Linked DNA regions of Homo sapiens: region 2 is linked to region 1. Evidence: read pairs that join two places in POLR2A ChIA-PET (ENCODE). Cell type or tissue: MCF 10A. All regions are shown on one strand. Each heading gives the region's core, and the rest is flanking DNA. Links, peaks and the distances in the headings are about the cores only.

Region 1 (5,684 bases), core at 833-4,832:
AGAGCTGTCAGGGTCGTTTAAGTCTGCAGAAGTTTCTGCTATCTTTTGTTCAGCTATGCCCTGCCTACAGAGGTGGAGTCTATAGAGGCAGTAGGCCTTGCTGAGCTGTGGTAGGCTCTGCCCAGTTCGAGCTTCCCGGCCACTTTACCTACTCAAGCCTCCGCAATGGCAGACACCCCTCCCTCCACCAGGCTGCTGCCTCACAGGTCGATCTCAGACTGCTGCGCTAGCAGTGAGCAAGGCTCTGTGGGCATGGAACCTGCAGAGCCAGGCACAGGAGGGAATCTCCTGGTCTGCCGGTTGCTAAGACCATGGGAAAAGCAAGTAGTTGGGAGGGAGTGTCCTGTTTTTCCAGGTACAGTCTGTCACAGCTTCCCTTGGCTAGGAAAGGGAACTCCCCCAACCCCTTGCGCTTCCTGGGTGAGATGATGCCCCACTCTGCTTTGGCTCACCATCTGTGGGCTGCACCCACTGTCCAACCAGTCCCATTGAGATGAACCAGGTACCTCAGTTGGAAATGCAGAAATCACCTGTCTTCTGCGTTGATCACGCTGGAAGCCGCAGACCAGAGCTGTTCCTATTCAGCCATCTTGGAACGGATCTTTTCTTTTCTTTTTTTTTTTTGAGACAGTCTCGCTCTGTTGCCCAAACTGGAGTGCAGTGGAATGGTCTCAGTTCACTGCAACCTCTGCCTCCCAGGTTCAAGCAATTCTCTTGCCTCAGCCCCCCAGGTAGCTGGGACTACAGACATGCACTACCACACCCGGCTAATTTTTGTATTTTTTGTAGAGACGGGTTTCACCATGTTGGCCAGGCTGGTCTCGAACTCCTGACCTCAAGTGATCCACCTGCCTTGGCCTCTGAAAGTGCTGGGATTACAGGCATGAGCCACTGTGCCCAGTGCGCTCCACTTTTCTATCCAGAATATTCCTTATTTTCTGTGAATCACAGCCTCACTCTTAATTGCAGAGCTCCACTGCCTCAGTGGGGGCTGAACAGGAATTGGTGGTCACATCCCCTCCTTAATCCAGAGAACCAGGTCCCAGGCTCCCTGTGTGGTCCTAGGTAGTGGAGTAGGGGGTGAGGGAGGGAAGGAAGTCCAAGTTCTCCTCACACACAAGCTCAGGGGTTCCACTCTTACCCAGAGATCACTACCCATGCTTGAGTACCTGGTCTCAGAGATCTCTTGGCTTGGTCACTGACTGACCTATAAAGTTGGGTCACAGGGATGTGTGTAGATTGGCCTGGAGAGGGGTTTCTCAGGGTCATGGGGACAGAGAATGAATCTTAATGCCTCTGAGCTGGCTCTGCCCCATCTGCTGTCCCTTCCTTCCTGCCTCCTGCTTTTCCCTAGCCACCCAGTTCCCTCCAGTGACCACTGCCAGGCTCTCTCTGGACTACCGAAAGCCACCTAGGGTTCTAGGCACACATGCACTGCCTCTTGGGAAACAGCTCTTTGGGGCTGTCTGTCCTTCTCCCTTCAAGGACTACAGGAGCTGCTGTTTACCCATGTCAGGCTCAGAGGAACCTTGGAGCAAATGGCATGATGTTATTTCTCCAGCTGAGCAAGAAAGACTTTGTTCTCATATGGGGGGCCTTAAATATTTGCACCCTGTTAGGATTGGGGAAAGACGTCCTCCAGCCAGGCTTACCAGGGAGTCCAAGGAGCTTTGGTAGAGTGTAGCCTTTGACCATCAGCCTCTGTTGCTGTAATTGGCCTCGGAGGAAGAAACCTTGGTTGGGGTCTGTCACCATGAACTGATCTTGTTTGGTTCCCACTCAGCTTCACTTGTTTGCAGTAAGGCTTGTGAAGCCTGCCTCTCCCTGTCTGCCCCAATGAGGAGTCCCAGTGGGTACTCCTGGACCAGCCTCAGCCACTCTCACCTTCCACCAATTATTTTCTGGTTTGACCCCCTCACCTACCAGCTGAGCACTTGTTGATTCTCCACCCTACTGAGTGAGCCTGCATGGACCTAGGGACCCCCCAAAGAGCCTGCCTACTTCTTTCCTGAATATTAGTTTTCAAAAAGATTGACATAACTAAAATCTCTTAAAGCTGGCAGGCAGAAGCCCCTGCCCTACCCTGGTATGTCCCTGTTCACTGGAGCCCTGACTTAGCAGAAGGACTTACCATGGGGGATCCAGGAAGGACTCTAAAGAGGATGCTGAGGCTCCTGGGAGCATCTTTCCTTCCTCCCCACCCTGAATTGGACTGGCTCTGCTATGATTAGGAAACTTTTGTCCTATGCATCTATGTGAAGCGGGCATTTTTGGCAACTCCTTTGTTCCACAGAACAGCTTAGCACCAAGAAAAACATCACGTTGATGTCTTCACAAGGTCTCTTGATCATGAGCAAATTATTTGCTGCTCACCATAAGAAAAAATGAACTTTCTCTTTTCAGTGTTTGGAAAAATCAAAGGAAAAGTGAAATTAATGGATCAAAGAGAGCTTGGACAACAAAATGAATGAAGACACTTACTTTCCAAAAGCATGGTTAAACACTTTATTTAGAAAACATTCCCAAAGTTTATAAATAGTGCCTAGCTATCAGTTCCAGCATCAACCTTAGAGAAGCAGTTCCAGCTTTCTGACCGAGTTTCTGTGACTGTGGCCAAATGGGTTTGGAATGGAAACTTTTTTTTTTTTTAATCTGGCTTATTGTTGTTTCTTCTGTGGCCACAATATTTCTCTGGAACATGGGATTACTCAATAAATGAAATATTTATTGAGTAACCAGACAACCAATGAAAAAATTAGACTTGGGTCATATTGTATTCCATATTCTTGGTAGATTTGCCTTAAATACTTAAGACAATTAAAATCACTAATGGTCACATTTGCTTTGGCACTTAGAAAAAGAATCTACTTGGTTAAAAAAGGAGACACATGCCCATGTACAAGCAAATACATACCTATGACATTAGGCAAATAGAGAATTCACACACTCAGTTGCCTCATTCCAGTATCTACTTATGATCATTTCTCTCCATTTTAGCTGTTTTCTCTTTAATATGTCAACAATGCCCATGACACCCACTTGAAACTGGGAGCCATGAGAATTAAATTTCAGTCTCTTCGATTTCCTGTAGAAACAGAAAGGCTGTAAAAGATTGCAGGCTCTGTAAGTCCAAGAGACTTAAGTGCAACATAAACAATGTGTATTGAGCAAAAGCTGTAAACATACTTATATTTTTAGTAAATGGGTGTTGGGGGAGTCATTAGTGCTATTTAACAATACTTCCAATTCTCCTATAGCTCAGGAGGTGGAAAAATTTCACTGCTTTGCCAATTTGAAGTTAGGGTTGGCCATGTGACTTGTTCTAGCCAATACCATGTGAGCAGAAATGATTGTCTTTGGGCAGATGCACAACTTTCCATGTTCCTTTCCATTTCCGTGGCAACTGGGGATGTTCCAGTTCACAGAAACTCCATTCACATGGATCTTTAAGTGAGGGTAACAGTAAAAAGTGTCCTCTGCTGACCTGAAATGGACACAGGCAACAAATAATAATTTGTTCTAGGCCACTAAGATGTTGAATTTTTTTTCCTGCAATGTAACCCTGCATATGCTGAATAACACAGAAATTGGTACATAGAAGTGGGCTGTGGCTTTAACTAAAGATCTAAAATAAATTATATTGGCTTAAGGTCCTGGTAGTGAGAGGCAGGAAACTGTGCATGCAGTAATTTAGGATGTAGATTATTCTCCTGATAAGCTTTTGCCTCTAGGAGAAGAGATTGAGAGAGAAGATTATTGTTAGTATAATAGTATGTGCTTCGGTGATGGCTGTTTTTGGCAAGATGTTACAAGAAAGAGGTAAGCTCAAAAAGAAATTGGCTCATATTCAAGCAGGAATGTCAGCAAACAGAGTTCAGGGACTTATAAGCCTGAAGGAAGACTCCGTTCTAAATAGAAAATTATAAAACGGAGAAAAACTTCAGGAGCAGGGACCAACTGAAAGTCAACCTTGCATCAAAAAGCACAGTAAGGATGCAGTCATCACACTTACTGTTGAAACCTGTGAATACAGATGTTTCTGAGTAACAGTCCAATTACTGATATGATGTCCAAAAAACTGCTTTCACTTGCAGAAAATGACTCAGGGAAAAGAGATTGTGTATGTGGTTCTCTCATTGAAGCCTGAAAGCTTCAGGAAATTGAAATTAAAGTGATAAAGAGAGGGGTGAGAACATAAAAGCCAAAAAAAAAAAAAGTCAATATGAGAATTGTATCTCAGATTGAACTATGGTTACTGCCATATAGAGCTGGCTAGAATAAAATACACAAGAAGCTATGTTTTTGACAAGAGTGGCATTGACAAAAGAAGTATCAATCAGTCTGGACTAAAAAATATGGTGATTGTTTAAAATTTAAAATGACTTTGGGACTCCAATCATCTAAGAGTAGGAAGTGGGCTGAGAAAGCTGTACCTCTCCAAGGAAGAGATATTTTCATCGCCCAGTGTCTTAATTCTTTTGGGCTGCTGTAATAAAATACCATAAATGAGTAGCTTATAAACAACAGAAATTTCTTTCTCACAATCTGGAGGCTGGGAATTCCAGGATCAAGGCACTGGCAGATTCGGTGTCTGGTGAGGGCCCAATTTCTCATGGATGATGATGGCTTTTGGCTCTGTCCTCACATGGTGGAAGGCGCTGGCTAGCTCTCTGGGGTTTCTTTTATAAGGGCACTAATCCCATTCATGAGGGCTCCACCCTCATGATGTAGTCACCTCCTATATTAGTCCATTCTTGTACTGCTATAAAGAAATACCAGAGACTGGGTAATTTATAAAGAAAAGAGGTTCAATTGGCTTACGGTTCCACAGGCTGTACAGGAAGCATGATGCTGGCATCTGCTCGGCTTCTGGGCAGGCCTCAGGAAACTTTCAATTATGGCAGGAGGTGAAGGAGATGTCAGCACTTCACTAGGTCAGAGTGGGAGGAAGAGAGAAAACAACCCAATCTCATGAGAATTCTATCAAGAGAACAGCACCAAAGGGGGAAATTTGTCCCCATAATACGACCACCTCCCACCAGGCCCCACCTCCAACACTGGGGATTACAATTCCACATGAGATTTGGGTGGGGACACAAATCTAGGTACTACCATCACCTTAGGGTTTAAGGTTTCAACATATGAATTTTGGGGGAACATAAGCATTCAGACCATAGCACCTACAGAGAATGTAGGCGCTACAGAAATGCAGCCACAGAGAATCATCATGAAAAAAGAATGGTTCAGAAGTTGGATCCAGGCTTCAGGAGGATGACTGGATAACAGAGCTTTTCCCAGGGAGCAGGACCTGACCCTAATCGAGGAACTTTCCCTACCCCTGATAGGAGCCCTTACAATGTCTGCCCAGTGGGATTTAGAATTGCTGTGGACCACCACCTGCTGTATGTCTCTTACTATCCTCATTTCTGAATAGGGCTACCTATTGTAATTATCCTGTTTCTGTTACACCATTGAAGGGTGACTGTGGACACCATTGTGGAGTGGGGAAGAACATTCAACTTCTCATTTATAGCTCTCTGAATCAATAGGTGCTATATCCTCTCTTGATTTAAAAACGTCTGTGTGTCTCCCAAAATCTTGGGCTTACAACTAAAAGTCATGTCGGAATGAAATTTTCTGGTTTTATTTTTGGAGGAAAGGGTGAGTGTATTTTGCAGGCAGAA
Region 2 (5,684 bases), core at 553-4,552, 65 kb before region 1:
GAGTCATATTAAAAATGAGCACACAAGCATGATTACTGGTAGAACAAAGAGGAATAACTTTTCAGGAGGACACTTTGCCATTCGGTTTCAAAAGGTGATATGTTAGTACTGTTGACGGCGTAATCCCACCATTGGGAGTTTATGTGAAGAATGTGTTTATCAAGAAACAAAACATATAAGTAGGAGAGTATTCAGAGTTTAAAGGATAAGAATTTGAAAACAACCAATGTTCCCAAATAAAGAACTGATTAAATAAATACGGCTCATCCATACAATGGAATATTACAGAGCTATATTAATTGACCATTAATAAATTGTTGAGTAAAAATAGAAGATAATGGAATTGTATGAATATTATAATTCCACTTACACAAATGAGGGTCTGTGTGTGCTTATGTAGATATGTATATATGTATACACACACAGGAAGACATTTGAAAGAATGGACGTTAGAATGTTCACAGTGGCTACCCCTAGATGATTGAATCACAAGTAATTTTTATCTTCTTTTCATATTTTTTGAATAAATAATTATTCCTTTTATTTTATTTTAGAGAATCTTGCTCTGTTGCCTGGGCTGGAGTGTAGTGGCACAATTTCGGCTCACTGCAAGCTCTACCTCCCGGGTCCAAGCAATTCTCCTGCCTCAGCCTCCTAACTAGCTGGGATTACAGATGCATGCCACCACGACCGGCTAATTTTTGTATTTTTAGTAGCGACGTGTTGGCCAGGCTGGTCTCGAACTCCTGACCTCTAGTGATCCGCCCGCCTCGGCGTCCTAGAGTGCTGGGATTACAGGCGTGAGCCACCATGTCCGGCCCCCAGCTGTATTTTATTTACAATCTAAATCTGCAGCTAGTGAAAAAGAACCTAAAGAGGTAGTGAGAAGGGTCTGTGTGTCAGAGATCTCTAGGGACGCTTCAAAAATAACTCACTATTTAGGGACAAGCTGTGCCCTGACTTGAGGCCCACTGCCTGTCACAGTTTCAACCTTCAGATCTTTGGAGCCAAAAAGCACCTTACAAATCATCATTCATTTGTAACATGAGTTACTGAACACCCTTGGAATTCCCTTGTGCTAAGAACTGAGGATACAGAAGGAAATAAAACTAACAGGACCCAATCCCTGTGGAGCTGACGGCCTTGAGGAGAGTGGAGATAGCAAATAGGTGTCAGGTGTCACCCCTTCCCCGCATTCTGCTCCCTGAAGCCCGTGCCCATGGAAGGCAGATCACTGTGCATCTCTCTGCATGGTACTTCCAAGCAGCTACTACTAGCAATCTGAGTGGCATAAATAAGGCTAATCCAATCCACCCTACATTTTACAGCTCAAGAAATTGAAAGCAAAAACATAAGTGATTACCGCTCTAAGGAATGTGTTAAGAGGTGAACTAGATAAAATAGTCTAGGATAAGGCTATGTTTTCAGACGGTTTTCTGTATAACTGTGGGTTATTTTCAAGATCCCTCTTACCTCTGGTTTTGGACCTAAGATACAATTTTTTAAAATAAAGAATGAGATCATTTCACAAGGATTCTATAGTAAACTCAAGTTTGCAGCCTCTGAAATGATATTCCCTGGAAGAGACTTGATAACAAAATAGAATAGAGGTAAAGTATTAAAACAAACAAACAAACAAAAACCTCAATGCCCTTTCAAAAGAGAGCAAAATGATTTTACTCAAATTGGCTGCATTTGACCTGTGAAATTACTAATATGGTATCTTCTTTTTCATTTTAATAAAATTTTATTTTATTTTAAATCAGGTTTAACATTTACATTCAATAACATATTTAATAAACTTCACTTTTTAATGTGTACAGCTCCGTGAATTTTGACAAATAGTCATATAGGTGTCACCAGAATCAAGGTATCAGATATGGAAATATTCAATATTGCCACCACTCCAAAAAAGTTTCCTCATGTCCCCTTTCAGCACCAGGATACAACATTTTGGCGGTGAACTGAAATTCCAGTTAAACTGTCCCACCTGGTAAACCCAGCGTTGCATCTGGGAAAATGCCATATGCCAAAACGAAATGAGAACAAGCCAACCAGCTTGTTTTTGCCTCCTCTATCCCCCACCCAAATCCCTGTTGATCTTCTCAAGTGTCTCATTGGTCTAAATGATTTGAGCAGGTTACTATTGTTCCTTTTGCTTTGCAAATTTACTTTTAATTTAAATGAAGATTAGATTGAGTTACAATGAGATTGTAAAAGATATTCTAATTCTAAAACAATACAACATTATTGACTAAGGGAGAAAAAAATAACAGCTTGTTCCTAAATTACATCAGGATGCTAGATTTTGCTTAATTCTTGATGTGAAAAGACAGGCAGGGAGACTAGTGCTGGGTTGGGGAGGGGGGTGACAGGCAGTGCCAGCCAGACACCCACTGCCTTTCCAAGAATTCTGGGTACCGGTGATGCCCCCAGAAACTCCAAGAAAATATCATATTGAATCAAACTGAATATGGGAAGACACAAACGTATTTTAACAAATACCATCACCCGGTGTAACATTTCCACTGCAGTCACATGGGTGAAGATGCAAATTTTTCTGAAATTTTCATTTCTTTAATGATTGTTCATTTTAGAATGCTGTCATTAGTTGCCAGGGTTCTTTGTAACACTAAATACTGTTCTCTTTCACTTTTATGAAAAGACCAATTTGATCTTTCATTTGAGGATGATGAAGTTTGAGATGCTTTGTGGTAACTATTCAAAACAGTCTCTCACTGTTCTGACTCTGTGTGTCTGGTGACTAGTGAGCACAGATTGGGGGGCGGGAGCTGCTGGTCTAGACCACCTGCATCTTTTATTTAAATTAACAGGCCACCTAGAAGTGGTTCATCCTGACTGATCAAGGATAATCACTTAAATCAAGTGATTTAAGTGAAAATCAAGATAGTTAATATTACCTGAGTCCTTTTATGGACTTTTCTAAAATGCAAAACGTCACAATGCAAACAAACAAACAAACAAAATACAAAACCATCAGAGTGATTTGATAGCAAATATCAGAAGACCCAACTGAAAATGTGTTAAGCAAGAGGAGTTTATCATCTCAGGTAAAGACTCCATGGGTAGTCAAGTCCTGGCTGGGTTAATTCGGCAGCTGAGGCTCTGTCATCTTTTCACTCTGCCTCTGTGGGTAGAAGGGGAATCCCTCATAATTTCAAGGTGTCAGTCACAGTTTCACACACCCAACAAGCCGGGGCAGAAAAGCAGTATTCTTGCCCCCACCCAGATTCTATTTTTTGTGATAGAAAAGAAACTTTTCCAACTTCAGCATGTGTATGGGAAGTGGCTCTATTATAAGAAGGAAGGGAATGGCTGCCTGGTAGAGACACAGGACTTTACACTAGAGATTTCACAGACATTTCCACTAGAGCCCAGTGAGGAGCTACGATGGCCCTCCTTTGCAAGTTTGGAAACAGAAGCTCCCAGCATTCCAGTGACGTGCTCCAGACAACGTTAGAGTTAAGAATTAAACTTGGATCCATCTGGTTCTAAGTTTCAGGATCTCATTCAATACACTAAAGTCTGGTTTCCAAAACAAAGTAAAAGACAATACGATAAATAAAGTAAAATTGTAATAGGCCTACACCCAATGTGAGAATGAACAGGTAACCTTCTTGCCTGCAAATGCTTAGAATGCCTCCGCTAATAATCAGTCTTTGAGTTAAGGAATTGTCTCCGAGATACCACTATAAAAAATAGAAATATGCGGGAGATTTAGAATTAAGAAAAAGAGAAAGGAAAAAGATTACAAATATGTATTTATTTGCATGCTCTAACATCTTAACATATGTATTTATTTGCACAATCTAACATCTTAACATATGTATTTATTTGCATACTCTAACATCTTACCATAGGTATTAATTTGCATGCTCTAACATCTTAACATATGTATTTATTTGCATGCTCTAACATCTTAACATATGTATTTATTTGTATGCTCTGACATCTTAACATGTATTTATTTGCATGCTCTAACATCTTACCATATGTATTTATTTGCATGCTCTAACATCTTAACATATGTATTTATTTGTATGCTTTAACATCTTAACATATGTATTTATTTGCATGCTCTAACATCTTAACATATGTATTTATTTGCATGCTCTAACATCTTAACATATGTATTTATTTGCATGCTCTAACATCTTAACATATGTATTTATTTGCATGCTCTAACATCTTAACATACATATTTATTTGTATGCTCTGACATCTTAACATATGTATTTATTTGCATGCTCTAACATCTTAACTGGGATTCAAATATGTGTCTGGTATTTTGGTGGAGAGCACAGGATAGGTTCATTCGACAGGTGAAGCCAGAGGAAATTTGAGGTAAACTTGGTATTGGGGGCAGTGACCCTGATGGGATAGAGAGAGAGAGCAGGGGACACCCAGAGACTGGGATGGGATCGGGGAGAGACCACATGCATGGGCAACCCTGTGAAGGGTGGGGCCCAGAGGCCCTGGCTGACCTGCCTACTTCTCCAGCCACCTCTTTGATCTTCTCCTACCTTCCCCACCTTGCCTATATATTGAACTCTACCACAGGATACTTGGTTCCCTGGAGGCCAAGTTGCTCAAATTATTCCACTGACATCCCCTTATCCAGAGGGGGGTGAAATCACACTCTAAAATTTGGAAAAGCCATGCAAAGTTATCTTTAAAATTTTTCAAAAACTTATGCTTGATTTCAAAAATGACTGCAATTTTGCATTGTACTGCAACATATAGCTCAGTCACACACTGTTGGATATAATTGACTGGTTGGACCTAGGTGTTACCTGAATTGAGAACTGTGATTGTATTTGCAGAAATGACCCAATTTCAAGACCTCAAGACCCCTGCTCCCCCGCGTCTGTCTTTTTTTCTTTTCCAGGGCTTTATTGTCCTATGTTCATCTAGGAACCCGCAGGGGTCTCATGTGTACCCTGATTCTCATTCTCCAAGCTTGTGGATCCTTTCAGTTTGTCCCTTTGATAGTTTGTCCCTAAGTTCACTGAATATACAACCTCGCAGGGAAGACTGTTCAAACAGCATCCTTTTCTCTTGTTTTTCTTCAGGAGCCAGAAAGGCATGGGGGTGACTCCCCTGAATTGTATCCGTGGCCAGCAGCTCAGTTAGCCCTGTGTTCTGCCACCTGGGCTCACTGTGGTGGCCTTGGGCTGCTTTCTGCTCTGCTGACCCATCCTCTCTGGCCTGAGGGAAAGGTCTCTCCTTTCTCTTTCAGCTCTCTCATACAGGAGGCTCCTAGGTTACATCTTTCATACCCTAGAGCAGACAGACTCTCCTGGGCCTAGGTGGGATGGAGGCAGGGGTGTCCATGGGAGGGACAAGCACACCCCACATTGTCTGGAATCGCTGTCCCTGACTTAACCGCCCTCCTGCTGAGTTTGACCTTCTCCACCAGATCTGCTCACTTAGTGCCTTTTCTTTCCTCCTTCTCCTCCTCCTCCTCCTTCTTCTTCTCTCTTTTTTTTTTTTTTTTTTTTTTTGAGACAGAGACTCACTCTGTCACCCAGGTTGGAGTTCAGTGGCACAATCTCAGCTCACTGCAATGTCTGCCTCCTGGGTTCAAGTGATTCTCCTGCCTCAGCCTCCTGAGTAGTTGGGATTACAGGTGCATGCCACCACACCCAGCTCATTTTTGTATT

The links. Peaks named below come from ENCODE experiments on the same cell type or tissue, not always from the same donor. Only the 100,000 strongest peaks of a DNase experiment are listed, where the experiment ranks them.
Region 2: POLR2A ChIA-PET joins it to region 1 with 5 read pairs; 3 of 35 experiments call an interaction of 5 or more read pairs at or near these places.

What each region holds. Positions count from the first base shown.
Region 1 is chr18:59,766,276-59,771,959 of GRCh38, reverse strand. No RefSeq gene overlaps it. Among named protein-coding and RNA genes, the nearest start is that of CCBE1, 72 kb to the right of the region's middle. In MCF 10A, for the core only: no CTCF peak of the experiment used is centred there; a DNase peak (open chromatin) is centred at 2,639.
Region 2 is chr18:59,831,423-59,837,106 of GRCh38, reverse strand. No RefSeq gene overlaps it. Among named protein-coding and RNA genes, the nearest start is that of PMAIP1, 66 kb to the left of the region's middle. In MCF 10A, for the core only: no CTCF peak of the experiment used is centred there; no DNase peak of the experiment used is centred there.